Linked DNA regions of Homo sapiens: regions 1, 2, 4, 5, 6 and 7 are each linked to region 3. The links are chromatin loops, found by intact Hi-C in ENCODE. Cell type or tissue: endothelial cell of umbilical vein. All regions are shown on one strand. Links, peaks and the distances in the headings refer to the core of each region. The heading gives the core; the rest is flanking DNA. Region 1 overlaps PRKCA (protein kinase C alpha). Region 2 overlaps PRKCA (protein kinase C alpha). Region 3 overlaps PRKCA (protein kinase C alpha). Region 4 overlaps PRKCA (protein kinase C alpha). Region 5 overlaps PRKCA (protein kinase C alpha). Region 6 overlaps PRKCA (protein kinase C alpha). Region 7 has its middle 12 kb from the start of PRKCA.

Evidence for each region. A loop is a pair of places that touch in the nucleus more often than their neighbours do. Peaks named below come from ENCODE experiments on the same cell type or tissue, not always from the same donor. Only the 100,000 strongest peaks of a DNase experiment are listed, where the experiment ranks them.
Region 1: a loop joins it to region 3, with 6 times the contacts of the local background. A loop is called at or near these places in 9 of 110 quality-filtered maps.
Region 2: it touches region 3 in a loop (14-fold over the local background); 26 of 110 quality-filtered maps call a loop at or near these places.
Region 4: a loop joins it to region 3, with 8 times the contacts of the local background. A loop is called at or near these places in 17 of 110 quality-filtered maps.
Region 5: it touches region 3 in a loop (6-fold over the local background); 11 of 110 quality-filtered maps call a loop at or near these places.
Region 6: a loop joins it to region 3, with 7 times the contacts of the local background. A loop is called at or near these places in 8 of 110 quality-filtered maps.
Region 7: it touches region 3 in a loop (10-fold over the local background); 27 of 110 quality-filtered maps call a loop at or near these places.

Annotation. Positions count from the first base shown.
Region 1 is chr17:66,464,986-66,469,482 of GRCh38, forward strand. All of the region lies in intron 2 of PRKCA (protein kinase C alpha), which reads left to right. Among named protein-coding and RNA genes, the nearest start is that of PRKCA-AS1, 50 kb to the left of the region's middle. RefSeq lists a silencer at 2,026-2,320. In endothelial cell of umbilical vein, for the core only: no CTCF peak of the experiment used is centred there; DNase peaks (open chromatin) are centred at 2,166 and 3,486; H3K4me3 peaks cover 245 bases; H3K27ac peaks cover 3,952 bases.
Region 2 is chr17:66,672,051-66,676,547 of GRCh38, forward strand. All of the region lies in intron 5 of PRKCA (protein kinase C alpha), which reads left to right. Among named protein-coding and RNA genes, the nearest start is that of MIR634, 110 kb to the right of the region's middle. RefSeq lists an enhancer at 4,145-4,497. In endothelial cell of umbilical vein, for the core only: a CTCF peak has its summit at 1,976; a DNase peak (open chromatin) is centred at 1,951.
Region 3 is chr17:66,565,244-66,569,740 of GRCh38, forward strand. The region is part of intron 3 of PRKCA (protein kinase C alpha); the gene reads left to right. Among named protein-coding and RNA genes, the nearest start is that of PRKCA-AS1, 150 kb to the left of the region's middle. In endothelial cell of umbilical vein, for the core only: a CTCF peak has its summit at 2,153 (motif pointing left); DNase peaks (open chromatin) are centred at 2,168 and 2,618; H3K27ac peaks cover 1,801 bases.
Region 4 is chr17:66,429,895-66,434,391 of GRCh38, forward strand. All of the region lies in intron 2 of PRKCA (protein kinase C alpha), which reads left to right. Among named protein-coding and RNA genes, the nearest start is that of PRKCA-AS1, 15 kb to the left of the region's middle. RefSeq lists a silencer at 3,840-4,037. In endothelial cell of umbilical vein, for the core only: no CTCF peak of the experiment used is centred there; a DNase peak (open chromatin) is centred at 2,167; H3K27ac peaks cover 268 bases.
Region 5 is chr17:66,457,151-66,461,647 of GRCh38, forward strand. All of the region lies in intron 2 of PRKCA (protein kinase C alpha), which reads left to right. Among named protein-coding and RNA genes, the nearest start is that of PRKCA-AS1, 43 kb to the left of the region's middle. In endothelial cell of umbilical vein, for the core only: no CTCF peak of the experiment used is centred there; a DNase peak (open chromatin) is centred at 2,811; H3K27ac peaks cover 2,280 bases.
Region 6 is chr17:66,623,262-66,627,758 of GRCh38, forward strand. The region is part of intron 3 of PRKCA (protein kinase C alpha); the gene reads left to right. Among named protein-coding and RNA genes, the nearest start is that of MIR634, 160 kb to the right of the region's middle. In endothelial cell of umbilical vein, for the core only: a CTCF peak has its summit at 2,199; a DNase peak (open chromatin) is centred at 2,110.
Region 7 is chr17:66,288,741-66,293,237 of GRCh38, forward strand. No RefSeq gene overlaps it. Among named protein-coding and RNA genes, the nearest start is that of PRKCA, 12 kb to the right of the region's middle. In endothelial cell of umbilical vein, for the core only: no CTCF peak of the experiment used is centred there; no DNase peak of the experiment used is centred there.

The DNA of each region.
Region 1 (4,497 bases), core at 170-4,169, 100 kb before region 3:
GTTTTACAATTTTGTGTTTTGGTTTTTTTAATTAAATACAAAGGGATTGGTGGTTTTTGTTTCTTGGTAGAAACATAGTTTGTTTCTTTACCAGTGACATAAGCAATAACTTAAGTAAATAAATGAATGACTAGGAAACTCTTTGACTAGGCCAACCCCCATAGCCTTAATAACCACAACTTAACATTTGCAGAATAGGAAGGACTAATCCTTTAATTTATCTTTTATGTCTATCCAGAACTTTAGTCCTATGAGCTGTTTTGTAAACGAGATTTGTTTTGTGGGAAAGGGAATTTTGTTTCAAGACTTCCCTAAGAAACTGATAGCATCGGGTAATTCTTAAATTTGACTTATCATAATGGTATATCTGGAAGGAATTTGTCAACTGATATGTTATAATTATTTTTTAATTTTTTTTAATTTTTGAGATAGGTCTTACTCTCTTGCCCAGACTGGAGTGCAGTGGTGTGATCATGGTTCACAGCAGCCTCAAACTCCTGGGCTCAAGAGATCCTCCCACCTCAGTCTCCTGAGTAGCTGGGACTAAAGGCATGTGCCACCATGCCTGGCTAGTTAATTTTTTTTTTTTTTTAAGTAGAGATGAAGTCTTGCTGTGTTGTCCAAGCTGGTCTCACACTCCTGAGCTTGAGCAGTCCTCCCACCTTGGCCCCTCAAAAGTGTTGAGATTACAGAGGGGAGCCACTGTGCCTGGCCTGATATGTTTTAATTCTAACAGTAGATCTGCATAGAGAGAAAAGTTGGTATTATGAACAAAGGTAGCTTTAATTCGAAGAGACAACCATCCCCATTCCACAACCTCTTTCCACCCAAGCAAGGAAATTTATTGAGGCCAGTAACATTTTAAATGCTTTTTGGAGTTGTTTATTTGCATGTACTTTCTTTCTTATTGTGTAAGATTTGACTTTTTTTTTTAAAGGAGTTTCTTCACATGGATAACTCAGTTTGTATAGCCTAATGTAATCTCAGCAATAAGTCAAAAGCTGTTCTTCTGTAGGGCTATATAGTTCTCTGACATAGGAAATCATTCTTAGTTCCATTATATTGAGAAGAAACAGAGAAGCATTTTACATCCAAGTGCACCAGCAGCTGTTTTGTTACATAGCTGCTGTGTGCAGAGCCCAATACTGAGAATTTTAAGAAGTCACTGAAATATGTCGAAGCACGAGGATGGGTCTGGATCTCCTCACTCTAGACGCCTGTACCTTTTTTCTGTAGTCGGTGAATGAAATTTTGGAACATGAACTGCACGTGTGGAAAGAATTTGTGTGTGGGTGGAGGAAGCATCTAATGGGAACTGAGCTGGGGGAAGTAGAGCTTGGTCCCAGGTGTCCCAGCTGGAAGAGTTTGAAGCCAGACCCAGGGAGCCCTGCGTTTGAGGCCACCTGCACTGCTCACAAGCCACGGGCCTTGGGAAGCCCTTTCTGGGAACTTGCTTGTGGAGCTGAGATGGGGGTCAGAATTATTCTGCAAAGTGGTTCCCACTGAGCAACAAGTGACTTTCTCTTCCTCCACGTTTTCTTCTCCTTACCTCAAAATGGAAGAAACTTCTTGGCAAAATACCATTTAACATAATTTGGCCACACTGAACATTTAAAAATAATCAAAGATGGAGTCTGTGCTGTTAAGAATTGATAAGTATTCCACATAAAATCTAAACATCGTTCTTTTCTTTATTAAATTTTTGGTGTAATGCACAAAAACTTGAAACTTCAGCTTTTAATAAAATTGACTTTATTTCTAAAGAGAAGTGGGAATAACAGTGGTGCTAAGATTAGCAGTAAAAGCCTTTAACCTGCGAATTCCTTCACGCTGGGGTCAAAGAAGGGAAGTCCACGTGGATGTTTGACTTGTGACCTCTTCCTTCATTTAAAAAAAAAAAAGACTTAAATTACTCATGCCCTCAGTTTAAATTTGTGACTGGCATTTGAAACTATGGAATGATTCACTTTTCCTTGTAGCAAGAAAATTTGAAAATGAAAGCAAAATGATGCTCATATTCAAACTGAACCTACTATGAAAAGATGTTTGCTGATGGCTTCGTTGCCCTGCAAACACACACGACAGAGATGGCTGTTGTTCAACACATTATTTTCCTCTTCCTCTGAGCATCTTAGAGAGGGATGACTGTGCATGTTGCCTCATGCGCAGGAGGTGGTGTGCAAAGATCTTTTGGTTTGTATCGTGGCTTACAGGCTCTCATTTAGGCCATGGCATGGTACATTCCAATACCATGAGTGGTTAAATCTCAGGAATTCCAAAGTGTATGAACGGAGTGATGTCAGCTGTACTCTCATTTCATGCTATGTAGCCAGATGTCGTGTAGCTAACCTCAGCAGTTACTATACATAATGTGCTATAACTGGCTGATTTAAGGTAAACTGCCTCAGTTTCCTCATCTGTAAATGATGGCTTTTGACTAAATAATAGCTTAGTTTTCATTGTGAACAAAATGCTTGTTTAGCTGGGCAAACACATTTTTTTTTGCAGAAAAACAGCCCTATCACCAATAGTACCTGCTCTAGTGCTTTTAAAAATTAGAATGAAATTTTGTTTGTACATTTTTGTTTGTTTTTGACAGTCTCACTGTGTCACCCAGGCTGGAGTGCAGTGGCACCATCTTGGCTCACCACAGCCTCAAACTCCTGGGCTCAAGCGATCCTCCTGCTTCAACCTCCTGAGTAGCTGGGACCACAGGTGCATGCTAGTATGCCTAGCTAATTTTTTAATTTTTTGTGGAGATGGGGTCTCACTATGTTGCTCAGGCTTGTCTTGAACTTCTGGGCTCAAGCGATCCCCACGCCTTGGCCTTCCAAAGTGCTAGGATTACAGGTATGAGCCACTGCGTCTGGCCTTGGTTGTACTTAAAAAACAAAAACAAAAAATTAAAAAAAAAAACAACAGAAAACTTTTCATGGCTCCCAGGAGCATTTATATGACTAACAAGTTATCTTTCCTTGCTGATAGTTCCACTTTCCTCGTGTTTGACAGAAATGACTCTTAGTTTAGGAACTCCTCATTAGCTGTTTCCAGGAGCAGTGGGGTATCATTTTGATGCTTCTTTATTTCTTCTATGCAACTAAAATACAAAGTGAAGATACGATGTCTCTGAAATGATAAAGCTACATTTGTCAAAAAGCACATATTTTCCATTCGACATTTTGGCTTAAAGAAATGAAAACTACAGAATGACTTTTTCCTTTATCTGGGTCTGTGCTGTGTATTTACCTATTTAAAAAGATATACAGGTGAAAAATATTTTTTGAAATGAACTTGTCTGAATCAAGATGCACACTCTTGCAGCAACATCACAGGGTGTCTCTGTCACTGAGGACTCTGTCCTCATTTGTGTGGGCTGACTGGGTCGCTGGCTGTGGGAGGCACACATTTGCTATCTTGGTGCAGCAGTTTGTAGTCAGCTGACTGACTTGTTCCTGCACATGCATTTTTTTTCCTGGCAAGTCATAATTCATGTTTTTCCTAAGGTCCAACCCTATTATAACTGACAGATCCTATCTGGCTGAGAAACATGGGCACCCTTCTGTTTTTGCCTCTTGTTCCCAACATATTTGTATGCTTTTCAATAGGAAGCTGACCTGGAGTAAATGCCCAGGGTTGTCTGAGGTCTCTAAATGGAAGGTGTGGTCTGAAACCAGCTAACTATGGCAGCATTAGGGCAAGAGCGCACAGGTAAAGGACTTCTGAAGGAGGGTGGAGGGTGGGAAAGTGGGAGGGGCGAGAGCTAACATGAATGAAACTGAAGAGAAACAGAAGTTGTGGCTGGCATGCAGGAGAAACCCAGATTCCCATTCACCACTTCCTCTCACCTCCAGAAATTACCCATCATTCCTCTCTATTTTGCAATCCTCTCTATTTCCCCTGAAGGTTCTGCTTTGAATGCTGTCTTCCCAGCAGAAATGTTGAAGGGAAGTAGCTCAGCCCAGTTCCCTTCTGGGCCACCACTTTCAACTGTAGACTTTCTAGTCAGAGCCAAGAAGGCCATGGACTCTGAGAATGGCATTTAAAGTCTCTGCCGGGCTCCACTTAGTTCCCCTTCCCCTACAGATGCCTTATTCCCTCGAAATGCAAACGAGGCTCCATGGCCACAGTTTCCTTCCTCTTTCTGTCCACATTCCAGTCGTTCACCATCTCGAGAACACTGGGGCACCCTCCTCTACCCCCAGCCAGAGCTGTCATTTAGTTGTGATCCACAAATCTGCTAAAGAGAAAGGTGCCCTGCTATCATTTTGCAAAGGCTTGCTTGGAACACATTCCTGCCATTCTTTTTTGCTGCTCTGTAGCCTGAGTGATTATTTGTTTAGTGTAGGAGTAAATATGAGGGGTGCTGTGTTTCTTAAAAACAAAACAAAACAAAACTTTTAGTGACATATGCTCATTGGGGGAAATAAGATAGAAATAAATAATATTGAAAACAAACACCCGTCAATCACGTGACAACCACAATATAGCACTTTGGTG
Region 2 (4,497 bases), core at 194-4,193, 110 kb after region 3:
AACTTAGGTGAATATTAAGCTAATCTCAGAAAGGGCAAGGTTTTTGTAAGCCTAAAAGAAATGGAAAAAATAAAAGGAAATGTTTGACAGATTTAACTACATAATAAGTTAAGCTTCTCTGTTTCTAGAAGAATGGTGACATGTAACACAGTTTGCAGCAACTATGACAAAAGGCTTTTATCATTTATATCTCAACAACTCTTCTAACACAGTAAGAAAACTTGTTACTACCTTCTAGAAAACTTGAATAAGGAGTTAAGTCAGGCAGAAATAAATACAAATGGGCAAATAACCATGGAAAAAAAATTTAACCTCAAAAATAAGAAAGTCAAAATTACAGTGTTATTCTTTACTTTTCTCACCACTTCTTGATATGGTTTTGGTAGGATTGTGGTAAACTTTTAGAGGAGTAATTTGGCAATGTATGCCAAGAATCTTGAATAATTTCCATCCTTTAAGCTACTTCCAAGAATGTATTCTTATTCTTCTTTGCATCAGAAAATCTGTGGCGTTCTTAAACACACAGGGTATGATCAGACTTGCACAGCATAAATAGAACAAGAAAAAAAGTATCAGAAATTTCAATGAATATTTATGCATGAAGATGATCAGTTGCTATGTTATTTGTAAAGGTGAAAAATGATAAACTTTGTAGATGCCCCCAAACAGGGAATTGATTAAATAAATTCTGATTAGCCATAAAATGAGATGTTAGACATTTAAAATGTTTTCAAAGCATACTTTGTTATAAAGGCAGGTTCTAAAACTTTATTCCTAGTGTGATGTGAATTCTATAAAAATAAATATTTCAATGTAGATAGATGTGGAAGATACTGGCCATAAACATGCTAATGTGCCAATGTTGGTTCTCCCATGCAGAAGTATAGTTGTTTTAGTTTTCTTCTTTATATTTTTATGTCTTTAAATTTCTTGTATGATGGGTGCACCCGTTACTCCTATAATAAGAAAAAAATTTTCTTAAATATCTTCCTACGTTGTTTATGCAGAATCGTTTCAGTCTCTCATAACCTGGGAAATATTTCTCTCACAACTAGGTTTCATTTTCTTTTGAAACATCAGAATTATAGAACTTTAATGTAAAATTTTATGTCCCACTAATTGTAAAAGGGAAAGTAATGAAATATTTATGATCTTTTTCCAAGGACTAAACATTGTTGTTTCTCATCTTATACCACAGTCCTCCGAATTCTCTTATGTAAGTTTTGTTCCAGTAGAATTTTGGTTGATGAGTTGCCAACCTGTGTTTTCTGGTACGTGAATGGGACAGAAATTCACTCTTATCACCAAGCAGCCAGCCTCACCAGCAAAATAGAATATTCACTAAATAGGTTCCAAATAAGAAAATGGTTAATGTCCCTCAGTCCAGGTTTGTGTACAGGGCCATATGAAGCTGTGAGGCGATGTCTGATCAGGTGTATTTTTAGTGTATCTCATTATTCTTGCCTTTGTCTCTGGTAATAAGGAAACAAATATCACAAAATTTAGGGGTCATTATTTCTAAACATGAAAGAGATCACATCAGAAATTCTGCAACATTCATAAACACAGACGGTGTCAGCAGACTTGATACAGCATAAATAGAACAAATGCAGTGAACTAGACAGCACCCAGACCCAGTTTGTACACAGAATCTCAGTCTATAATTACCCAGTCAAAAATTGTTCATCGTGGTTGATGACACCTGTGCATTTTATTTCCTGAAATCTAGAGAAGTTCCACGTGATCACTATTTAACCAAGAGCAAAAGTCCCTTTCTGACCCATTTTTCCTGTAAGTGGAGATACATCCTGTGCTCTTTTGTCTTTGTGGGTACAGAGATTCTTTCTTCAAAGCATTTAACATTTTCAAAAAAGTGTGCCACTCCTTTTGGCCTGGCTTTCTTCGCCCGTGAAAAGGCCTGGGTGGTTTTTCCTTGTCCAAGAGTCCCTCCAAATGGACGCTTTATGTACTGCAACCAAGAGCTGAGAAGTTTCCAAGCTTTCCTGTCTGTGTTAGCATTCCGGTCATTCAGCAGGAATCCAATGAGCGCAGATTTTATCTTGTCTGTCCTGTGTTGCCCTGGGGGAGTGATCCCTGGGGATGCGAGGGGGTGTGGCCCTTGCCCTCAAGGTGCTGTCAGTCTGTAGACATGGAACACCTTTGGGCTGGGCTAGGCTGGCAGGAGAGTGGAAGGGCAGAGGAAATGGGTCTTGTGCAAGGCTAAGGGCTGACAGCACTGAGATGGATGGAGGAGTGTCCCCAGCGATGGGGCAGTGTGGACCCAGAAGCACAGAGCAAGGTGGGCACAGAGATACACGTGTTCAGCAGTTACTCAGTTCACGCATGGTGCTGTGCTGGGCAGTAGGGGTTCAAAATAACTAAAAGAGACTAACCTTGTTGGTGTGGAGTGGTTCTTTTGGGTTATATAAATACTAAATGTGATAGGTTGCATGCAGTTAAATATTTAGCATATAGAACCAACCCATCAGAACCAATGCCAGCTCCTAAGTCATACCAGCATCTGCTAGGGGAATGTGGGCCAGAAGACGGAGCGTCACTGACATTTAGATAGAGGTGTTCAAGTAAATGGTAGGAAACAGATTAGAGGCCTGTTTTCCATGTTGGGAGCCTAAAAGATACAGTAACCAAGTGCCACTCAAGCTGTGGTAGAGAATATCTCAGTTCTAACTTGTTAATGGGAGAAGAATATGATTTTGTTGTTGCTTCTGGCCAAATGATTCCAGTGAATCAGTCTGATGAGTGGCAGTGCCTGGGCTGCCACCCACAACCAACTCTCACCTGTCCTGTCGACTCTTCATTGTTCATGCTTGAGAAATCAGTTACCTCCTTATGCCATGGAGGGCCTGACTGCAGTGCACGCCCACCAATGGGAAGTCGTGCCCACACCAGTGGCAAGATATGCCACCACCATCATGGACCAACCACCCAACGCCTCCTATCCAAAGGCAGATCCCAGCAAGCACTTGCTCTCTGTTGCCGGGACTTCTCCCAGCTCCAAAACTGCCTTAGTCTGATCTATTAATATATCTTTTTAACTGGGTGGCTCATAAACAACAGAAGTTTACTTCTCACAGTTATGGAGGCTGGAGACTCCAAGTTCAGGGCACAGGAAGACTCAGTGGCTAGAGAGGGCCCATTTGCCGACAGCCCCACATCCTCACACGGTGGAAGGGCAAACCAGCTCCCTTGGGCTTCTCTTATAAGGGCACTGATCCTCTCCATGGAGGCTCTGCCCTCCTGGCCTAATCACCTCCCAAAGGCCCCTCCTCTTAATGTCATCGCCTTGGGGGTTAGGATTTCAAACACAAATTGGGGGCAGGAGGCACAAACATTCAGACCACAGCACAGAGCTCTTCCCATCCCCAGCCGAAGTAGGAATGACCCAGAGGAAGGCTGCTGTCCCTTTGCACACAGGTTCTGAAAGTGCGTGGAGAGAGGACGATCCCTCGGTCCCTGCAGAACCAGGCTCTTGAAGCATATAGCAGAGGTTCTCTACCCAGGGCCTACCCTAGAATGTCATCAAAACTGCAGTGTTGTATTAAAGGGGTGCATGGCTTAGAGAGAATGGAGAATGCCCAGCCCAGAGGCCCAGAGTGTTTTAGGATGTGCCTGTTACCCAAAGTTAAAATCTGTATGCGTCAGGAGTGACACTTGGGAGCTACACTTCCCAACCCCCTCTCCTGCGGCCACCGGAGCCTGCCTGGGCCCCTTCTCCTGAAACGGCCTTCTCTGCCCACATAATAGCCCCTAGCGATGCCAGTTCTGGTTCCTCCGCGGGGTCCCACGCCAGCTGACCCAGCAGTACCTGTAACGTGTCCCACCCTTGCCAGGGTTTGTGTGCCTGCATGGTTTTAGAGGTTCCAAGTCAGAGCCCCTAAACCCCTTGCCTTATTGCTAGACAGCTTGACCGCCCCCGGAACATCACGTGGGAAGGGCGCTCGGTAAATCCTGTTCTGGAGGCAATCTGTCACTCCACCAGTTTCCCAATCAACATTTGCCGAGGAGTTCTGGCTCCCGGTGCAGAACTGACTTGTGGCGACGTGAGGGAACTGGCAGCTTCTTAGACCCAAGTTCTCCCTCGCAGCATCGTCAGAAGAGGCCCAAAGTAGAGACGCAAACAAACCCTGAGAACAGCGTGTTCTTCCCAGTAACGTGACCGGGAAAATGTGAGCCAGAGGAAACTTGAGAGCTCCGTGGTGCGGCTGAGCTGGTGGGGTGAGGGTTTTTTCCCTTTTTCTATCTGGTCCAGCCCATCGGCCACTTGAGATGCTCCTGAACTGAGTAACCAAGCTGTTCGGAGGGTACTTTCTCAGCAGGACAAGCCCTGAGCTCTGGAAAAACGCAGCTAGAATAACGAGGAAGCAGAGGGGCCTCTCCCACACCAGGCTTGCCCCGACAGGTCAGCTTGCTTGTGGCCCAGCGCTACTGCGCACATGTTCCTTTAAGATCCCTATTTCCGAGGCAGCCGTGGCATAA
Region 3 (4,497 bases), core at 116-4,115:
CCTTCCTGGAGCACTGCAGTTTTGGGATTCTTGTCTCCAGCCCAGCTCTTACAGCCCCTGAGAGCATGCTGAGCAGGGGAAAGCTGCTCTAAAGTTCAATTTGCATTGTACCTTCTCCATTTACATTTCTTGACCTTTTGCTTTCTCATCCAGCAATCCCCAGCAGGGTGTCTGTGTTCTAAGGCACCCACCTAGCCTCTTTCTGAATTTTAATCCCAGCTCTGGCTAAAAGCCTGAAAGCAAAATATGAATCGTAGCTCCACAATTATAACGTGGGACTTTCTTTATAAAATGAAGTTGCTCTAGCAGAAAGCCAGGGCTACAAATCAGTAGCGGCTTCAGGATGCATGGCCTCTTTCTGGCATAGGAGGCCCCTTTTTCTTCTCAGTCGCGGTGTTTCTTCCAACATCTATGCATGTTGAAGTCTGGAGAAGGCTGATGCTGAGAGATATGTACTAATGAAATGCACAGGTGTTATCTTTTTCTGTTCCAAGTCCCTGTGTGCCCTCCTGTCTTGGTGGGTGGCATGGCAGGACATAGAAACACTTGGAACCTGTTTACTATTTTCCAAAAAGGCCTTGCCTGTAGCCCATTGATCTACCCACTATGTATATTCATTTTAATGCTGTTTTTGAGTCCGTTGACTACCCCGGGAAATCAAAGTTGACTACCACAGCCCTAGTCCTCAAGTGTCTTGCCTGCAATGAGGTTACCTGGCCTATTAGAATTAAGGACTAAAATGCAGGAGCTGGGGTCACACCTGCCAGCTGTTTGTGAGCCCTGAAGATGTTGGGGATTTAAATTTTAGATAGATCATTGTAGCTGCAAGGGGTAGGACGGATAGGTGGGGTATCCAGAGTCCTTGGATACCTTGTCTTCCTGGACCCTCTCTCAGCACCCTTGGGCTAAGATGCACTCTTGAACACATTTCCTCTATGGCCCCTTTCAGATCTGCTGATGATACCTGGATTCCTTCTTTCAGAGTGACCCAGCCCCATCCCAGGGAACGGGCAGATGGGCTCTGTTGCCCATCTCAAAGTTCCCTTACTTTTTTTCTTTTGAGGTTTTATCAGTCCAGAAGTGGAAAGAAGATGGATGCCATTAGCTTTAGAAATATTTTTTATGTTTTAGGGAGAAAGAAGCAGAGAATATACTTTTAGATGAGCACACTTTAAAATACCAGTAAGACAGACTTGTTGGAAGACAGGCATTGTGAAGAACTGTTGTTGTTTTTTGGTTTTTTTTTTTTTTTTTTTTTTGCAACAGCTTTCCCCACTTTGGGAAATGAGAACTTATGCCCTCCTGAATGTTGTATTTGATGGGACTTAGATCCATGGGGGAATTTTATTTTATTTTTTAGGAAAAGGTAACCTACTAAGTATAGTTATATCCTTCTAGCATGAAATATAATCATTTATTAGACCAGAACTGTTTGTTAATTCAGCAGTGTGTCTTGAAAAAGAGCCACCCTCAAATTTAAAGTAGAAATAGATTCTTCATTCTACACCTTTTTGACATCAGATTTGCTTTCCTGGTCTCAGTGCAGGTGCCCCTACTGTTTGGTGTTTGGGACACAGCCTCCGAGTAAGTCCAAGGAGAGCTTGGGGTTAGGCAGTATAGGCCATGAGCCCCTTGCCAGCCTCCCAGGGACTTTGAGAGGAGCTGTTTGGGGCAAGATGCTTAATGAAAGGATGTTTTGTAATTTAGAGAGAAAAAAGAAATTTATCCCATAGATAACTAAACCCTCAATGGGAATATTAGAAAATACAATTGTCACATTATGTAATATTTGTACATTTTCCACTGCAAGTAAGAATGCGTCCTTTCCTTAATTTTAAAATATGGAAAAGGTCGACCTTTCTGCTACCGTAAGGAAAATCAAGGGAAAGGGAGGTTTTATACATGATATGGGGAACTTGGTATAATTATTTAGCTCAGTATGAAATTCTGCCACAGGAATATAAGGTAATTAATTTCTCTAAGTATGAAATGCAATCTTGAAAAACTAGGAAACAGGTGCCGAGGTGACAAGATAGGAAGAGAAGCTGAGTGTTGTGCAGTGGCACCGAACAACTTCTGGAACATTCCAGAGCGTGGCTTTGTAGCTGGAGAGAGCCTCCTGGCTTCTGTGTGGCGACCGAGACTGACCCCTGCTGGCAGATTGTTGCTAAGCCGTGGCTGTTAATGAAGCAGGGCAATAAGGCCCTTAAGCAGGAGATCCTGCCAGGCCACAGGCAGGTCTGTCTCCGAGGCTATGCCTTGTACCAGCCCTTGATGCTGTTGCCTGAATTCCCAGTGGGAAGAAAAATGGACCCAGCAGTTTTTAGTGTTTTGGTCTCAGTTTCCACCATCTCTCCCCTTTCCCAGTCTGGGATGTCAGTGTTTGCTCTCTCCTCCCTACCCTCTGTTACCTCAAGATTTCATGGAAATAAAAAGCCCTGCTAACATCACAAAGAGGCTGAAAATTCCAGATCCACCTCGGAGCCAGACACTTGAGAAATTTGATGCCAAGGTAACCTGCGTTTGGGAAAACATCCTTATTAGGTTTATTTAAGAACGATTTGAAAAATTCCTATAAGTGAAAATCAGATGGGAAGAAGTCCAAAAATCTGATTCATGCCATGACTGTGATACAACCAAGATCTTCGTGAGCCAGTGGATGGGGAAGAGAGATAATGTACAATATTTCTATGTGTTTCCTGGAAAAATTCTTAAACGGATTATAAAAAGCACTAAGTGTAAAGGAAAATGTTAATACATTGGACTGCATTAAATAATAGACCAGCAGAGGTCTGGCGTGGTGACTCATGCCTGTAATCCCAGAACTTTGGGAGGCTGAGGCAGGCAGATCACTTGAGGTCAGTAGTTCGAGACTGGCCTGGCCAACACGATGAAACCCCATCTCTAGTAAAATTATAAAATTAGCTGGGCATGGTGGCACACACCTGTAATCCCAGCTGCTAGGGAGGCTGAAGCATGAGAATCACTTGAACCCCAAAGGCAGAGGTTGCAGTGAGCTGAGATGGCACCACTGCACTCCAGCCTAGACGACAGAATAAGACTCTGTCTCAAAAAACCCCCAAAAAATAGATGTGCAGAGTCTTTATTTGTGGTAGAGGTTAGTGTTTTCCCCACTACATTTTCCACCAGCTTGTTCTGGGAGCTGCTTTTGGGTGCTGGTGAGGAGTAATTCGTGGTTTAGGAAGCTTGAGTGCGGGTGCTGGGTCCTCTGCTTGTTGCTCAGCAGGGTACTGGAGGCCAGGAAGGCTGGCGCTGCAGAAATCTGTCTTCAGTGCACTTACTGCTGTTGCCATGGACAGCTCATTCGTATAGCTGGTGTGGAGCTAATGAAGTAGGGATGTTTTTAAAATGAAATTTTAAAAATGGGGTTTGAGAAGTACATAAACAGTTCATTGTGGCATAAAATGACATTATAATCATTTAATTTTGAGATGATTTAAAAATCATTTCCTCATGTTCCATGTTCTACAGCTTACCAGTCAGGAAAAAGGATAATTTTGTGGGACTCAATGAAGTGATGAAATTGAGAACAAAGCCTTTCATCTTTGGACTTACACTTCCATGTTCCTAAAAGAGTTAGGCAGGGATATGTAGGTAAATCAAAGACTGGAAACGTAGGGTCTTTGGAAACTTTTTTCTGGGTCATCTTTTTAGTCTTAAAGCTAAGCCTTCAGTTGCCAAGCAGTGGTTTTTTTAATGAATGAGGCTGGTCAATAGGATATCTATATTTTAAAAACCTCAACCACAAGTAACACCCTACACAAAAACCAATTACAGATAGATAGTAGACCTAATTGTAAAACAATAAATGTTCTAGAAAATGACAGAGAACATGTTTATGAAGTTGAGGTACAAAATAATTTTGTAAACAGGATCTAAATAGAACTAACCCTAAAGGAAAAGATTAATCAGGCATTTTTGTTAATTGAAACATCAAAGAATGAAAGGTAGACTGGTATTGGGGGAAGATATTTGCTACACTTATACCTGTTAAAGGGCTTGTGTCCTGAATTTAAAAAAAAGGTCAGGTGCGGTGGCTCACACCTGTAATCCCAGCACTTTGGAGGCCGAGGCAGGCGGGGATCGCCTGAGGTCAGGCGTTCAAGACAGCCTGGCCAACATGGTGAAACTCTGTCTCTACTAAAAATACAAAAATTAGCCAGGCATGGTGGCAGGCACCTGTAATCCCAGCTACCTGGGAGGCTGAGACAGGAGAATCGCTTGAACCCAGGAGGTGGAGGTTGCAGTGAGCTGAGACCATGCCACTGCACTCCAGCCTGAGCAAGAAGAGTGAAACTCCATCTCAAAAAAAAAGAAAACCTCCTCCTACAGATCAGTAAGAAAGACAATCCAGTAGAAAAATGGGGAGGAGATTTGTAAACTTCATGAAAGAGGATATAAAAATGGACAATAAACATAAAGTGTTCAACCTGGGTCATCAGGGGAATGCAAATTAAAACTGCAATGGGATGTCAC
Region 4 (4,497 bases), core at 277-4,276, 140 kb before region 3:
TTTATTCTTAGCAGATTTGGGTTCATGGATGTAAGCATCTGCTTAGGCTTGTGACCAGCATCTCTGTGGTCTGTGTGATAGAATACTGCTTTTCTCTGCACCCTTCAAGGACTCCTGAGCTACACACTCTTTATATGATAGAGAAAATTATAGATGTACTTATCTGTTGGGTGGTTCTGGATGAAAGTTCCGTTTTCTTTGTCTGCACAGCCCCTGATGAGCTCTTCCCTGCTCTGCTGGGAACTGGCCCTCATCCTCCTTTTCCATCAAGGTTCCTCTTCAGGCTTTGAGCGGATCCATGCGGAGAGAGAACAGTCTCCCGCCTTTCCCCATTTCAAGTCCCTGGAGCCTCTAGGCTCTGGGGGGCAACACCGAATACAGGGGGCAGAGTGTGGTGCCCATCCGGCATCATCAGCTTTTGCAGCCTCAGCCCCCAGCTGACTACAGGGACACCTCTGCCATGCCTCCTTTCCCAGGGCCATGGCTCCGGAAGAGCCAGTATCTGGAGTCATGGCCCTGGGACCAGAGGCATGACAGAGGTCTCCCTGTAGTCAAAACCTGTGCTTGGGTTCGTGGTAAGCCATCTGAGGCATCTGCTGTGTTCCTCCCCTATTCTTAAGGGGTGGTCTCTCTCTCTCAGGGTTGAAGCCTAAATCTGGGGCATGGGTCTGATGCAGGTCCTTAGGGGGCCAGCCCTGTGGTGCACTGAGCCACAAAGAGGTTCCAGATTGAAACCCTTACAGATCTTCCTCCATTAGTGCTTGATTTTCATTCATGGTGCAGAGAACTTGCAGGACAAGGTTCATTTGCCCTTCTCTACCATTCCTCCTTTGCCTTTGTCCACATAGATGAGGAGCAAGGTGGCCTTCAGGAGACTTTCTGGGGCACTAGGAAATGGCCAAGTGATAGGATGCAGAGTTGAAGACGGCTGTTTTAGGCCAGGGCTCCCAGCACTGTAGCTTGATTACTGCTGATTACTTCAGTTCCTCCAACCAATCCTTTACCTTCCATGCAGAGAGGAAAAGTCCCACTTACTGACTGGCAGAGGGCTTTCCAAGGAAATCACAGGCCCCAAGGAAAAGTGGAGTGTTAATTTGCTTCATGGGGTGAAACTGCTTTCTGAAAGCATGGTTTGGGCCTCCAGTTTGTAATAAAATCACAGCCAGCCCTTATTGTTCACACTGGAAAATTTATTCTTGTTTGTGTACCACTAATGACTAGCTTTCAGAATGCTTACTTTCTTCTCATAATTGTCCACTAATTTACTGTCCTTCTGATGGGAAGAATAACAATGTATTTGAAGTTCCTTGGGCTACTGGGTTTATTGTTTTTGATACTTTTAGATATTTCAAACATGGACCTTTTACGTGCTTTATGTTGCGCAATATTCATATTTATTAGGGCTATTTAATAGCGATGCAAATGAGTTCAGTGCAGCTGTGCCGGACAATAGTCATGGAAATGAATTCATCTTGTTGCTTTTTTCTTTTCTTGGGTCATTCTGATCTTTTCATACTTTTCTTAATGGAACAAGCACGTTTCTTCAGGAAAGGTGGCCTCATGTTTTCATTTGTCTGCAGGACAAATAATTTGAGTTTCATTTCTTCCTGTGGCTCATGATCCAAATTGGTCAGAATAAAGTTGGTTGCATCAGAAATATTGCAGAAGTTTAGTCTCTGCTCTCCAGAGGTTGGCTGAGAAAGCTTCACTCTGGGTAGCTGTCGCTTCCCCTCTGCGCTCCAGCAAAGTCCATGCTCATCAGTGACACACATGCCCTTCCCCTCCATTGTATTACTCTTAAATTCCTTCTGAAACTAAGAATTTAGCACTAAATGGAATTGATTCCTGAGTTGGACACATTAGTAGTTCAACCCTGGTTGCCAGCTCTGTCCCTCTTCCGCACATCATTTGCAGCTTTTAATCTTCACTGAAAGCCAATAATTAAGTATAGCAGAATTATGTCTGAAGCAAGGCCAAATTGGCACTGGGTAAACCTGAGGACCCGTCCCATGGAAAACCAGTAATAATTTCCCCCCGCATCCTAATTCTTTTTTCATTTCAAATCAGCATTTCCAAAGCACTTTCAAGACCGTTCCCTTTTTTTATCCTTAGGCTGAAACATGCCCTGAAAGGAAGGGGAGAATGTTTTAGTGACTCATATTCAAGAAAGAGAACATTGCCAAAAATTTGCAACAACAAGGTAAATTTATTACTCATGCAAGTAAGAAGCAGAGCTCTCTTCAGTGGCAGCTTTCCTCAGCAAAGCTGGGAGCCGATCTTGTTTAGGATCTTGGGAAGCGTGAAGTTCGAGGCTGGTCAGGCTTTGAGAGGTGGGAGTGAGAGGTCATTAGCAGGGTCCTTGGATGAGTGCCTTGTTGATCAGCTGTTGACAAAAGCATGGGGATGTCAGAAGCCCGTGTACTGGTTCTGAGCTGTCATTGATTCTTAAACTGGTAGTTTCTTGTTACCATGACTACAGATCATTCCCCCACCTTTACTTCCCCCAAGCACACTCTTCCTCCACATACGCTTTTTGATGTTTTCTCAGACAAAGCTTCAGGAGAGACCCTCAGGGAGAATCTTCCCTGTGGTGATTAATCTTCCTCCCTGATAATATTTTATTTTCAGGGGGTCTGATTTTCATTTGCATTAAATATGTGAGAAAACTACGGCTTAGGGAGGTCATGGGGCTTTTCTAAGTTCCTGTATTTGGCCAGTTGGAGAACCTAGGCCTTGTCACTTCTTGAGATCTTAAGAGTCTTGATGCCAGGGACTGGGCCTTATTCTTGTGAGTTTCTTTGGTATTTTGCATGTAGTAGGTCTGTAGTTGCTGTTTGTTGATTGAATAAGTGATACCACCAGTGCACTGAGCAGGTCAGATTTTGTTTCTAAGTCAGCACAGGACCCATCAGTACTGATAAAGCCCCAAAACCCCCACCTTTGCAGTCAGCCTATTGTGTATTTGGTTGGAGCAAAAGTAATTGTGGTTTTTGCTATTTTTTTAATGGGAAAAACTGCAATTACTTTTGTACCAACCTAAGACCTTTCAGTAAGTGAGAGGGCAGCTTGTGAAGCCAGGCTCTTTGTGAGGTGTGAGCTACTGAAGGTTAAGTGTCCAAAACTAGACTCTGATGTGTGCAGTTAGCCGGGGGGAAGGAGGTAGTTCAGAAAACCAGAAGGTGGCAGCTAGAATTAATAATCCCTGCCTCCTAGTTTGGATATACCCTCACTGCCTTTTTTTAAAAGCAAGAACTCTAGAGATTAAGTGTTCCAATAGCTGGGATGCTTTTGGAAGGCCGTGTATACCTCAGTGTATGTGTTCCCAGTAGTGTGTGCCCTGGAGGAAACCCCAGGGCCCAGAGCTTCCCTGCAGCCCCGGCCCCAGCTCTGGCCCCGGCCCTGGCCCTGGTCCTGGCCCTGGAGGCATCTTCTAATGAAATTACCTCCACTGAAGTTTCCTATAAACATAGTCAAGAGCAGCCTCTCTCCCTGCTGAGCTATTGCAGATCCCTCCCACTTCCTCTTCTGCTCTCCTTTCTCTGAAACACCAAGTGAGGATGCGTGTTTGCTTGTTTATGGATGGAGTAGCTAAAGGAGCAGGGATGGAGCTTGAGTTCCTCCAGCTCAGAAGTTGATCTGAGGAGTTTTTTTCATTTTTGTTTTTTATGGAGACAGAGTCTTGCTCTGTCACCCAGGCTGGAGTGCAGTGGTGTTCTCTCAGCTCACTGCAACCTCTGCCTCCCGGGTTCAAGCAATTCTCAGGCCACAGCCTCCCGAGTAGCTGGGACTACAGGCACCCGTCACCACGCCCTGCCCATTTTTTATATTTTAGTAGAGACTGGGTTTCACCATGTTGCCCACGCTGGTCTCGAACTCCTGAGCTCAAATCATCCACCCATCTTGGCCTCCCAAAGTGTTGGGATTATAGGTGTGAGCCACTGCACCCAGTCCACCTGAGGAGTTTCTGAAACATCTCACTCAAACCTCCAGCAGTGAGGCCTGGGCACCTGGTTGTTAACTGAGTTTCCCTGAGGACCCTCAGTCTTCCTCATTAGTAGGCCTTGCCCTGGTCAGGCTTCCTCAGTTTGTGGATGGAGCAGGTAGGGCGCACGGAGGTGAATCTCCTGAGCCAGGAGCAGCAGAGCCAGGATGGACCCTGACTTCTAGCTTCCCTCAGCCTGAGCTCTTTCTCTCCTGCCACACTCTTCTTGGGCCTCTTGCTGTCACCCTGGGCTTGTCAGGTGCCAGCAGGAACTCTTGGGCAAATGGGTCCTATTTCTGCTTGAGTCTTGAGGTTTGGAGCAGCTTAACTGGGAGAGAAGGCAGCATCCTTTAATGGGGGCTGGCAGTTTAATGCCATCAAGGGGTAGGATGGGAGTGTGAATGGAAGACAGCCCGTCTTCATTAGACTTTACAATGTGGCTTATCAAGTGCAGTGTTTGAAGACCTTGTGAAGACATCATGAGCCTCACAGTGCTAAGAGGGACCTGAATGAAA
Region 5 (4,497 bases), core at 330-4,329, 110 kb before region 3:
TGGAGTCGTCGTCTTGGCCTGTTTTCTCACCAGTGTTTTGGGTGTTTGTCCAAGAGAACTTAAGAGTTCTTAACTGAGTATTTTGGGCCTGTGGGGGTCAGGAGAACAGCATGTTTTACCTCTACTGAAGGTAGGAGCTACCTTGGCATTTGGGGTGAAGAGATGTGTGGGGTTTCTTAGTGTAGGGGATGGTCGTGGAGCCTGGGAGACCTAGATGGCTCAGTTCTTCTAATTTGTTGAGCCTTGGTGCATCCCTCTCTTGGGGTGATGATAATGGTGCCACCTCAGAGGGCTGTTGAAGATGTGAGATGCATATAGAACACAGCATCTGGCTCGCTGTGAGCTCTCTGGAGAGGTTAGCCATTGAGATGGTTTGGCTGTGTCCCCACCCAAATCTCATCTTGAACTGTAGTTCCCATAATCCCCATGTGGAAGGGACCTGGTGGGAGGTAGTTGAATCATGGGGGTAGTTACCTCCATGCTGTTCTCGTGATAGTGAGTTCTCATGAGATTTGATGGTTCTATAAGGGGCCTTTCCCACCCTTTGCTCTGCACTTCTCCTTGCTGCCAGCATGTGAAGAAGGACATGTTTGCTTCTCCTTCCATCATGATTGTAAGTTTCCTGAGGCCTCCTCAGCCCTGCGGAACTGTGAGTCAATTAAACCTCTTCTTTTATAAATGACCCAGTCTTAGGTATGTCTTTTTTAGCAGCATGAGAACGGACTACTACAGCCATGATCACTAGCTGAGTGTGCTGCTGGGGTCACCTGCTGTACTCCTGCAGACCTCAATCTTTACAGAGTAGAAAAATGAAGCCTGATATCCTCATGGGCTCTTTTTGTATATCAGAATCTCCGTCATCTCCCACCCACCAAATTGGTTTGGAGCAAGCAACCTGACATAAGGAGTATGACCTTCACAAAGTCATGTTGTGTAAGTAGCAGTTTCCCAAACTAGGCAGTGTAAGTGAGAGCTCTAAACCACTTAGTGGATGAGGGTATACTGATTTTAATTTTTAAAAGTTGAGTTATTATTGGAACATGAAAGAAAGCCTATTTCGCAGAATCAGCCAGTGAGGCATTCCTTCTTTTGTCAGGATCTTGTAGTTGCTATGTCAATTAATCTGCTTTCTATTTAGGCCATTGAAATAAAGTTATATCTAAAACCTTGAAGTAAGGTACAAAAAGTCTACAGCTTCCTGGAACACAGCCTAGACGCTGGAGTTAAACAAAAATGGACACAGGGGTCTTAAGACCCCCCAGTAGAATATGCAACACTGCTAGGGTGCCTTGAAGATCCTTTCAGGTTTGTCTTCTTTTTTATCTCTTTATTTTCCTTTTTTTTTTTGAGACGGGGTTTCTATTCTGTCGCCCAGGCTGGAGTGTAGTGGTGCACTCTCAGCTCACTACAACCTCCACTTCCTGGGCTCAAGCAATCCTCTTGCTTCAGCCTCCCAAGTAGCTGAGACTACAGGCATGCACCACCACGCCCAGCTAATTTTTGTATTTTTAGTAGAGGTGGGGTTTCACCATGTTGGCCAGGTTGGTCTCAAACTCCTGAGCTCAGGTGGTCCGCCCACCTCAGCCTCCTAAACTGCTGGGATTACAGGCGTGAGCCACCGTGCCCTGCCCCTTTCAGAATCTTCTGAGAATTGTCTTACTGTAATATTCCTTACACATTTGGTTACCGACCTTCCCAGTACGTCATTGGAGAAAGCAAAGGCAAAAGGGGGAAGGAGAGAAGTAACATTTGTTAAATGCTAACTGTGTGCCAACCACTTGACATGGTGCATGTTATCCCCATTTTACAGATGGGAACGTAGAGGCTGAGGGAGGTAAAGTAACTTGATTAAGTTTACCCTGCTATGAAGTAATGGAGTTGGGATTTGAACCACTAAGGAACACACTCAGGTATTGTTAAGTAAAAAAAAAAGGGATAATGATTGAGCACACTGGCTTACGCCTGTAATCCTAACACTTTGGGAGATTGAGGTGGGTGGATTGCTTCAGCCCAGGAGTTCAAGTCCAGCCTGGGCCATCTGGCAAATCCCTGTCTCAAAAAAAAAAAAAAAAATACAAAAATTAGCTGGAGGTGGTGGTACACACCTGTAGTCCCAGCTACTCAGGAGGCTGAGGCAGGAGGATCAATTGAGCCTGGGAAGTTGAGGCTGCACGGAGCCATGATCATGTTATTGCACTCCAGCCTGGATGACGGAACTACGATAACAACAACAAAACAAAACACATGATGAATACGCACTGAAAGATCAAATTAGATTCTCTACCTCCGTTGAAGAAGGTAAAAAAGTATATAGTAGAATCCCTCAGAAATATGAATGGTTAGAATTATTTTTAAAGTTTTGTAAATGTGGGGCAAATTTCTATTTTCTGGAAAATTCTTCTGGTGGAACACCTTGCTCTCTAAAAGTGCCAGATAAATGAGATTCCGCTTGATTTGAGAGCTAAGTTCTATGTCCAGTTCTTCCTTGCTGTTATTAAGCAGCAAAGAGAGACCCATGGTTGCACACTGGGAGGCTTTTCTCTTTATCGTTACTGTGTTTATAGACCCGACTCCATCGGGGGTGCTTTTAAGTAAGTAATTATTTTGGGGCATTGTTGCTCTTTTTCGTTCAGTGCGTAAGTATCACTCTCTACTGCTTTCTGATCTTTTTACTTTTATTTTTATTTTTATTTTTTAGTACTTCCAAGTGAGAAGGGATGTGGCCTCCCAGCTGGTGTTTGTCAGGGTTACATGGTACATGTGCAGGAAGGGCCACATCAGCAGGCCTTGAGTAATCCATCCGCAGTCTCGAAGGATGAATCATTCATGAAAGCAGTTTTCCATCCCGCTCACTGGATGCAAGCCTTTCTTGCAAAGTTGATTTCTTTTGCAAAATTAACCTTTGCTTTCTGCTCCTTGCCCACACAGCTTTTGAAATAGGAAGCCCACAGAGTTGTGTTGTTTTTTTCTAAGTAAGTCTAACGGACTGGGCATTTGTAACTTCAATTATTACGCAAGGTATTGAATTCCGCCTATGAAATCTATGAAGGTCATTGCCCGTGGACTTAGAAGTGCCTAGCAGAGTTGAATGGTATGTGGGCTGTGTGTGTATGATCCATATGGCTGAAGTCGTGGTTCTTACTATTACTATATGATTATGTATATTTTAAAAATAGCTCCTTCAGATTTTAACTAGTTTTAAAACTCAAAGTATGTGAAAGGGTTTGCATTTGATAGAGGGGGGAAAAGGCATACTTAATATCCAGGGTTGATAAGCGAAGGCGTGCCACCTCCTGTAAGTCCACCCCTTTCATCCTTTACCCCCATTTCTCACACTACTTTTTTGGTGTTTTGTGCGTTTTTATTTTTTCCGAATTGCAGCAGTGCAGACAGGGAGAAGAACTAAAATCACTCTATAGCTGGCCTCTGCTGCTCATTACGTTTTAGTGGGATAAAACCTTGTCTTGCCCTCCTAGTTGGAGAACCAGCTGAATTGCACCTTTGAATGTTGCTGGGTTTTGTGCCAACCTGCCAGCTGATGGGGCAGACCAGCAGCTTAGTGTCTCCTTTGCTGTGGAAGCAGAACTGCGTCCCCATTATTTGACAGGCAGGAAACGGTAAGGCTAGCAAAGCGGGGACTGAAGACTTCAGGTGTCCCAGCTCCTACCCCAGAGGTTGGTCGCAGACACAGGTTTATAAAACATCAGTATGTGGAGCCACCTTCTCTGAGGTTGTCTTGTTGTGTCTGTTTCTTCCTTAGAAAAGCACATCCCAGATGGGCATGATGGCTCACGCCTGTAATCCCAGCACTTTGGGAGGTTGAGGCGGGTGGATCATTTGAGCCCAGGAGTTGGAGACCAGCCTGGGCGACAAGGCAAAACCCCATCTCTACAAAAAATACAAAGATTAGCCGGGTGTGATAGTACACGCCTGTAGTTCCAGCTACTCAGGGGAATGAGGCAGGAGAATTGCTTGAGCCCAGGAATTCGAGGCTGCGGTACGCTATGTTCACGTCACTGCACTCCAGGCTGGGTGAAAAAATGAGACCCCATCTCAAAAAAAAAAAAAAAAAAGAAAAGAAAATCACATCCCAATCCTAATACTTTTAAAAGTTCATGTGCCAAATTTAATATTCAAGTTGCTAACATGTTATCTGTATGTAAAAAAACCTGTTCTTCTAACCAGACTTCTTCCAGACTTGTTTTGATCAGTCTCAACCAGCATATGTCATTGGCACATTTAAGCACAGGTATGTAATTTTTAGCAATAGTGAGATGTTCTATAGTGGAGTGCCCGTGTCACCTGAGTTGTGGTGAACAGTTTCAAATATCCTTCATTTTCCAGTATTCAAAAATGAGGAAATGACCTCAGATTTCAGTGCTATGATAATTCCCCTAGTTATCTCCTAATTCTGTGCTTATTTTGTGTTGCAGCAAGTGAAGCTCAGAGAGCTCGCGTGCTAGGTAGGCACTAAGTGGTAAAAATGATGTAACATTT
Region 6 (4,497 bases), core at 365-4,364, 58 kb after region 3:
GACCTCAGCCAGATTTTTTTTTGCCTGAACTTGATGTAGGCTTTTAAAGAGACAGGTACACATCAGCGGGCAATAGATTTGTTTAGAGACCTTGGAAGCCTGATTTGCAAAGTAACTTCATGTAATGGTGTGTCACCCACGAAGGAATGGGTGGAAAGCTGCAGCTTGGGTTAAATGTCACCATTGTCATTATCTTCAGCAAACATGTATTGAGCTCCCAGGAGATATGCAACGTGGTCTCTGATCTCCAAGAGTGTGCCGTGCCTTGGGAGGGAATGCAGGATTCATTCGTTTGACAGATGTTCACAAAGAACCTGCTTGATGCAGTGGCCCTCTTTTGGGTGCTGGAAGCTCAACCATGAGCAAGGCAGATCAGGTCCCTGCTACGTGTAGAATTTACATTTTAAAGAAAAAGTTGAATTTAAACAAAAATGGAATAAGAAAGATAAAGCTAAATAAGAAATAAGATAACAGAACAAAAGCTCTGGAGGGCCCCTTTAACCGAGAGAGTCAAGGAAAACCTGGAGGAGTAGGAGGCAGGCACAGTTGAGTTGAGCCCTGAATGACAAGTGAGGCATCCTCCTGAAGAGCTGGGGTGCCTGGCTCCAGGCTGATGGACAGCAAGTGCAAAGGCCCTGAGGCAAGGAAATGTTTAAAACCTATGCTGAGAAGAGGTGAAGAGAGGGGAGAGAGGGACTTTCCTGACCAGGGCAGGGAGTAGGGGGCTGTACCCAAAGACACTGAGGAAAACTTGTAGGGTGTCATCAAGTTGACAGAGAGTCCTGTGGTGGGAAAAGAGACTGAACAATTACATTGGGTCAAATGGTAGCCGGACTAAGTAGGCACTGGGGAGTGACTAGAGGTTTTTGAGCAAAGGAGTGATGCATGCCAGTCAGTGAATCCTGAAGAGTTAATCTGACTGGGGTAGAGTGTGGCATGGGGAAGGAAGCCACCGAGAGGCTAGATATGGGGCTGTAAGGCCTGGCTTAGTCTGGTAAAGTGGGGTTAGCATGAAAGGGCCAGTTCAAGAGACATTGCCAGCCACATGGACAGTTTCATCTTGGCCAGTTATCTCCAGACTCTGAAACTCTCTCTCAGTCTGTTTCTACTATTGTAGTACTTTGGGGAAGGAGTAGGGAGAAAAAGATCATAGACTTGAACAAATCAGGTGCCACTGGGCAGAGGGTTCTAAATTTGCACTCTCCAACACAGTAGCCACTAGTCACCTGTGGTGATTTAAATTTAAATGAATTATTTGGCCAGGCGTGGTGGCTCACACTTGTAATCCCAGCACTTTGGGAGGCCAAGGTGGGTGGATCACTTGAGGTCAAGAGTTTGAGACCAGCGTGGCCAACGTGGTGAAACCCCCTCTCTACTAAAAATACAAAAAATTAGCCAGGTGTGGTGGCAGGTGCCTGTAATCCCAGCTACTCTGGAGACTGAGGGAGGAGAATCTCTTGAACCCAGGAGGCGGAGGTTGCAGTGAGCCAAGATTGTGCCTAGGTGACAGAGTGAGACTCCATCTCAAATAAATAAATAAATAAATAAATAAATAAATAAATAAAAAGAATTATTTGCAAATAATTGCATCATTAGAAAAAAATTATAAATGAATTAAAAGAAATTTAAAGAATTCATTAGGAGTCACCACATTTCAAAGGCTCAGTAGTCATAGAAAGCTAATGGTTACTATATTGAAGAGTGTGGATAAAATACTTCCCTCATTGCAGAAGATTCTGTTGGACAGCATTGGGCTGGATCACGAATTTTCTGATGAACAAACCCTTCATCTTTCTATAGATCACAAGAAAGTCTCCCATGGTGTTTTATATCACGAACTACTTTGCTGTGGAAACTTCTGTTTGTACAGAACGTTTCCTCTTACGGATACCAATTAAGTTCTTTATGATATTACATTGGTTTGGCTGTCAAATGTTGTGTGCTTAACAAAGAATGATAGAAAAATCACTTTCCAGAACAGAATGTTTGAATTGCATGTAGCATAGAAACTGAGTAAAAATTTCAGCCTGATTTAACATCTTTGGAGTAGACTTCTTAAAGGAGAGGGATATGAACACTGTAAAACACAAATTCATCAGAAGTGCAATGACAACAGGGTTCCTCTCTACTCTGCTGGTGACAAACTTTAAAACTCTATTGACTTGTATCTCTTGATGTCATTCTATTCCCCTCTAGTGGAATTAAAAGGTATCTGTCTTTCTACTCCAGCTTGGACACATTCGCAGTAGTAGGAATAGAAATCTAGAGATAATGAAGATAGAAGATAGCATTATCACTTATTTTCATATCATGATAGGCTGCTGCTTTACATTTTACCCTTTTTCCTGTCCTCAGGGGAAAATAGCCTTCTGTTCTCTGTCTATTTGAGCTACTTGGAGAAAAAAAGTTTAGGTATCTATCCTATGTATCACTATTTATCCTCATACCAGAAGAAGCCTTATTGCCCAATATGTTACTAGGATGTGCCATTGGTTCAGCGTCTAGCACAGGGTCAGGCCCGTTAATTGAGTTAGAGGCATGGGTTGAGGTCCCGATTTTACCACTTAACTATCCATGGCTTCAAATTCAATCATTTACTTTCCTGAACCTCCGTCTCTTCATCTTTAAACTGGAGACTCTCCTTTGACTCTCCATGGTCGTATCACAAGATAAAAGGAAATAATGAAACCTCATTGAAAGTTAAGGTGGACTCTGCACATTTATGTGGCCTCATTCCCCACCACCACCACTCTGCCCCCAGCAGCATCCTTTTAGGAAAGATGGATAAACAGGTAAACTAGAAATATGTTTCCGAACTCTCTGCGTACAGGTGAAGCATGGTGGGGCTGGGGCTACCTTTAAGTTGGTTGCAAGAGCCCAAAGGCTACCATTTGGTTTGGTTATATTTCCTTTTTTCTTTTGTCTTCCTCTTTTTCTTTTCTTTTTTTTTTTTGAGACAGAGTCTCACTCTGTCATCCAGCAGTGGCATGATCTTGGCTAACTGGAACCTCTGCCTCCCAGGCTCAAGCAATCTTCCCACCTCAGCCTCCCAAGTAGCTGGGACCATAGGTGCACACCACCATGCCCAGCTAGTTTTTGTATTTTTTTTTTTTTTTTTGAGACAGAGTCTCACTCTGCCACCCAGGCTGGAGTGTAGTGGCGCAGTCTTGACTCACTGCAACCTCCGCCTCCTGGGTTCATGCCATTCTCCTGCCTCAGCCTCCCGAGTAGCTGGGACTACAGGCACCCACCACCAAGCCCGGCTAATTTTTTTTTTTTTTTGTATTTTTAGTGGAGACGGGGTTTCACCATGTTAGCCAGGCTGGTCTCGATCTGCTGACCTCGTGATCCGCCTGCCTTGGCCTCCCAAAGTGCTGGGATTACAGGCGTGAGCCATCACGCCCAGCCTAGTTTTTGTATTTTTGGTAGAGACAGGGTTTTTGCCATGTTGGCCAGGCTGGTCTCAAACTCCTGGATTCAAGTAATCCACCTGTCTGGGCCTCCCAAAATTCTGGGATTACAGGCATGAGCCATCGCGCCCTGCCATTTTTTCTTTTAAATGTTGAGTTATTCTAAGTTTAAAGTGGCTAATAGGAGAAACAATAATTTGGAACATTAGCAGTTACAGTATTTCTCTAGTCTCAAAAAGAGCATTCTCACTAGAAGTATCCACAGAAATGCACTTAAATGCCACATCCCTCCCTCTCCCCTTTATTCCAGCCACCATGTCATAACCTCCCTCTGCAGAGCAGAGAATTAAGCTCTAAAGACTAGACATTTGTTGTGGCAAACAGTGCTGAATTTCTGCCTTTATTTTAACACAACTGTCTGCTACATGTAGAAATATTAGCATATTTGCAGAGATATTTTCATTAGGTATTTGTTTTGCTTTAAAAAACAACCCAGAAAGGTGAATTTCAAATGTGCACAGTAGGTTTCTGCCATCCTAAAGGCAAACTTCAAAATTTTTTAACAGCTAAGCAAACCATGCCAGTGGGTTAAGATGTAGGATTGGAAGTCTCTGATGCTGTCCTGGGGCGTGGGGGTTGGGGGGAATGTATCAATGAGTACTATTTTGGTCATTATTCTTCAGGTTGAGTTCTGGGAGGCATTGCTTAGGACACATTTAACGCCACAAGGGAAAGTGCATTAGTGTTGCCTTCTGTTGTTTAAAGAAAAGGAGGGAGAGAGGGAGGAAGGAATACATGCATATGATACTTTTGCATGCTCTGTGACCACCAGCACACAAACAAATGCAGAGATGCTGAGAAGTGCAAAGTGAGACGTGGAAGGGCAGGTGCTAACAGACAATGCAGCTATACTTGTGATGGTGCTTTTCACGAGTGAAGACCAAGGTGTAAGTGTCTTTTACCCAGTCACAGCTATAAAACCGAATCCAGTGGATCAACTAAAACTAAGTGCCAAAGAGGCCAATAGCAGTCTAGAACTACGTGTGAGTGTGTGAGTGTTTCTTCTGGCAGGTTCTCCTGTTTTACG
Region 7 (4,497 bases), core at 159-4,158, 280 kb before region 3:
CAGCCTGGCCAACATGGTGAAACCCCATCTCTACTAAAAATAAAAAATTAGCTGGGCATGGTGGCACATGCCTGTAATCCCAGCTGCTCGGGAGGCTGAGGCAGGAGAATCACTTGAACCTGGGAAGTGGAGGTTGCAATGAGCCAAGATCACACCACTGCACTCCAGCCTGGGCAACAAGAGAGAAACTCCGTCTCAAAGCAAAACAAAACAAACAAAAAAATTAAAAAAACAAAAAACAAACAAACAAAAGCCCCAGGCAATCTGAGTATCAGCCTCCAGGCAGAGGCGGGGAAGCAAGGAAACAGAGGTGCTACAGACAATGTTTATATTTCCTCCCAAATTCCTACGCTAAGATCCTAACTCCCAACCTTCGGGCATCAGGTGGGGAGGCCTTTGGGAGGTGATCAGGTCATGAGGGCAAAGCCATCCTGAATGGGATTAGTGCCCTTACAAAAGAGACTCGGGAGAGTCTCGTCCTCAACCTGTGAGGACACAGCAAGAAGGTGTCATCTCTAAGCCAGAAAGTGGCCCTCACCAGATGCCAAATCTGCCAGCACCTTGATCTTGGACTTCCCAGACTCCAGAATTGTGAGAAATAAATGCTCTTTTTTTTTTTTTTTTTTTTTTTGGTCAGAGACTGAGTCTTACTCTGTTGCCCAGGCTAGAGTGCAATGGCTTGATCTCGGCTCACTGCAACCTCTGCCTCCTGGGTTCAAGCGATTCTCCTGCCTCAGCCTCCCAAATAGCTGGGATTACAGGCACGCACCACCATGCCCGGCTAATTTTTATTTTCTTAGTAGAGACAGGGTTTCATCATGTTGGCCAGGCTGGTTTCAAACTCTTGACCTTGTGATCTGCCTGCCTCGCCCTCCCAAAGTGTTGGGATTACAGACATGAGCCACCCAGCCCAGCTAAATGCTCATTGTTTATCAGTCACCCAGTCTGTAGTATTCTGTTATAGCAGTCCCAACAGACCAAGAGAGAGAGAAGAGACTAATTAACACCCCTTTTGACAATCTCCTGTTTCACAGGCATCAAAAGGGGAATTTATTTCCAAATCCCTTTATGTTAATCTGGAATGATGAGGGGACAAGAAGGCCACCTATCCTCTCCGGTATTCCCCTACTTCCCTGCTGATGGTTCAAGCGATTCTCCTGCCTCAGCCTCCCAAGTAGCTGGGATTACAGGTACGCACCACCATGGCTGGCTAATTTTGTATTTTTGGTAGAGACAGGGTTTCACCATGTTGGCCAGGCTAGTCTCAAACTCCTTACCTCAGGTAATCTGCCTGCCTTGGCCTCCCAAAGTGCTAGGATTACAGGAATGAACCACCATACCTGGCAAAAAAAAAAAAAAAAAAAAAAAAAAAAAAAATTAAATGCAAATACATCAGCTGAAGAAGTTAATATTATATGAATGATCTGGTCAATAAAAGGAGGTCTGGCACCAGATTCTCCTTCTGTTCAGCACAGCAAACTAGAATGGAAGCTCCATAGAGGAGGTACTTTATTTCAGTAACTGCTGTGCCCCCACTGTCTGGTATATAGGGGGCACTCAAGTAATATTTATCGGGTGTGGAGTGAATGGACCTGGAATATGCTAGGTGTTGTACCACAAAGTGGGAGAGGTATCAAGAAAGCGTTTTATAACTCTTGTAGTTGGTGAGACAACATAAAAAGATAATTTCCAGACTGTGCTGGAGAAGCGTGGAGTGTTGTGGAAGCAAAGAGAAAGAACCCAGAAAGACAGGAACTGCTTAACAGCGAATAGGAGGTTCTACTACCACTGACTTGGGAAGCAGTATGCTGAGCAAATATGGCCATCCTGTGGTCTTCTAAAGACCATTTATCTTTCCTAAAAGTCATTGGTTTTCCCCTAAGTTGTCTTTCTCTCCCTCTTCTCCATGAAGACAGTATATAAGCCCCAAATTCTAACCAACATTTTGAGTCACATTTTTTTTTTTTTTTTTTGAGATGGAGTTTTGCTCTTGTTGCCCAGGCTGGAGTGTAATGGTGCGATCTTGGCTCACTGCAACCACCGCCTCCCGGGTTCAAGCGATTCTCCTGCCTCAGCCTCCTGAGCAGCTGAGATTACAGGCATGCACCACCACATCCAGCTGAGTCACATTTTTTTCTGTGTTCCTACACACACACACACACACACACACACACACACAAATACAAATTTACACATTTATATATGTATATACACATTTGTATCTTTGCTTCTTGTCTGTCTTTTGTGAGTTTAATTCACAGGACCTAAGTGAGTGGAGGAAAAGTTTTTTTCTCCTTGACACCTATCAACCATACTTAGCCAACATTGTCATCCTTTCCTTTTGCCCATAACATCATTTAGGAGGACATATTTTTAAATTTCATATTTAATTTACTACAGTTACAGATTTTTAAACATATTTAAGTTTTTAAGTGCTGCTTACAAATCTGACTCTTCTGTATACAGATCACTTTACGGGTGTTTAAGGAAAACAATAATAAACTATCAATTGCCTGACAAAGATTTCCTCATTGAGACTTAACACTTGGCCAGGTGCAGTGGCTCATGCCTGTAATCTCAGCACTTTGGGAGGCCAAGGCGGGAGGATCACTTGAGCTCAGGAGTTCAAGACCAGACTGGGCAACATTGTGTGACCCTGTCTCTATAAAAAAAAAACTGTTTTATAAAAAAGACTTAACATTTAAGTAAGGCTGGGTGCTGTGACTTACGCCTGTAATCCCAAAACTTTGGGAGGCTGGGGTGTACAGATCATGTGAGGTCAGGAGTTTGTGACCCGCCTGGCCAACATGGCGAAACACTGTCTCTACCGAAAATACAAAAATTAACTGGGTGTGGTGGCACACACTTGTAATCCCAGCTACTTGGGAGGCTGAGGTAGGAGAATTGCTTGAACCTAGGAGGCAGAGGCTGCAGTGAGCTGAGATTGCACCACTGTACTCCAGCCTGGGCAACAGATGGAGACTCCATCTCAAAACAAACAAACAAACAAGTAAGTTTTTATAAACCTAAGTAATTAAACTTATACAACTGGTGAATATCTTAAAATTCTCTTAAGTGTTTTAAAAATGTTTATAAAATTCATATGATTTCAACTTAAAATCTCAGTCTATAATCATTACTCATACATTTTAAATTTGAAACACAATTAGTCTGTTAAAACCTCTAGTATGCTAACTTCTCTTGAACACAAGTATACACAGTTTGCTTCTAAACTTAAAAAAACAAACATTTCAGAAGAGAATGCAATGTGGGCCTGTGATACCAGGGTGACTTTTCTTATATCTTTCTTATATCTGCCTGCAAGGTAGGGTCCTTTTTTTTTGAGATGGAATTTTGCTCCTGTTGCCCAGGCTGGAGTGCAATGGTGCGATCTCGGCTCACTCCAACCCCCTCCTGTCGGGTTCAAGTGATTCTCTGCCTCAGCCTCCCGAGTAGCTGGGATTACAGGCACCACGACCACGCCTGTCTAATTTTTGTATTTTTAGTAGAGACGGGGTTTCACCATGTTGGCCAGGCTGGTCTGGAACTGCTGACCTCAGGTGATCCACCCACCTCGGCCTCCTAAAGTGCTGGGATTATAGGTGTGACCCGCCGCGCCCAGCCGGGTTCTTTTTTTTTTTTTTTTTTTTTTTAATATTTGCTTTGCCATTGTCTCCAAAACACAGGCTATGCCATGGTGGCATAACAATTATTTTGAGCTGAAGGCATTTGAGAATGAGCAGATGCAGGAAGAAACTTTTGTTTTCTGGATTCCTTTGAAAGTGGAGACTCCCAAAAGATCTCAACTGATATAAATTCTAGCCCTGACAGTTTCATAACCAGGGAAGATTGGCTTTTATCACTGGAGACAAGTCAACACTGGGATCAAGAGATCACCTAAACAGACATTGACACAAAACTACTATATCTTCCATCTGGTCTTCTAAAAGACCATTTATCTTTCCTAAAAGTCATTGGTTTTCCCCTAAGTTGTCTTTCTCTCCCTCTTCTCCATGAAGACAGTATATAAGCCCCAAATTCTAACCAACATTTTGAGTCACATTTTTTTTTTTTTTTTTGAGATGGAGTTTTGCTCTTGTTGCCCAGGCTGGAGTGTAATGGTGCGATCTTGGCTCACTGCAACCACCGCCTCCCGGGTTCAAGCGATTCTCCTGCCTCAGCCTCCTGAGCAGCTGAGATTACAGGCATGCACCACCACATCCAGCTGAGTCACATTTTTTTCTGTGTTCCTACACACACACACACACACACACACACACACAAATACAAATTTACACATTTATATATGTATATACACATTTGTATCTTTGCTTCTTGTCTGTCTTTTGTGAGTTTAATTCACAGGACCTAAGTGAGTGGAGGAAAAGTTTTTTTCTCCTTGACACCTATCAACCATACTTAGCCAACATAGTTATTTGACACATTCGTTTACTGCTTCCTTTCCTCTCTAGGGCCATTCCTATTTTTGTACAAAAA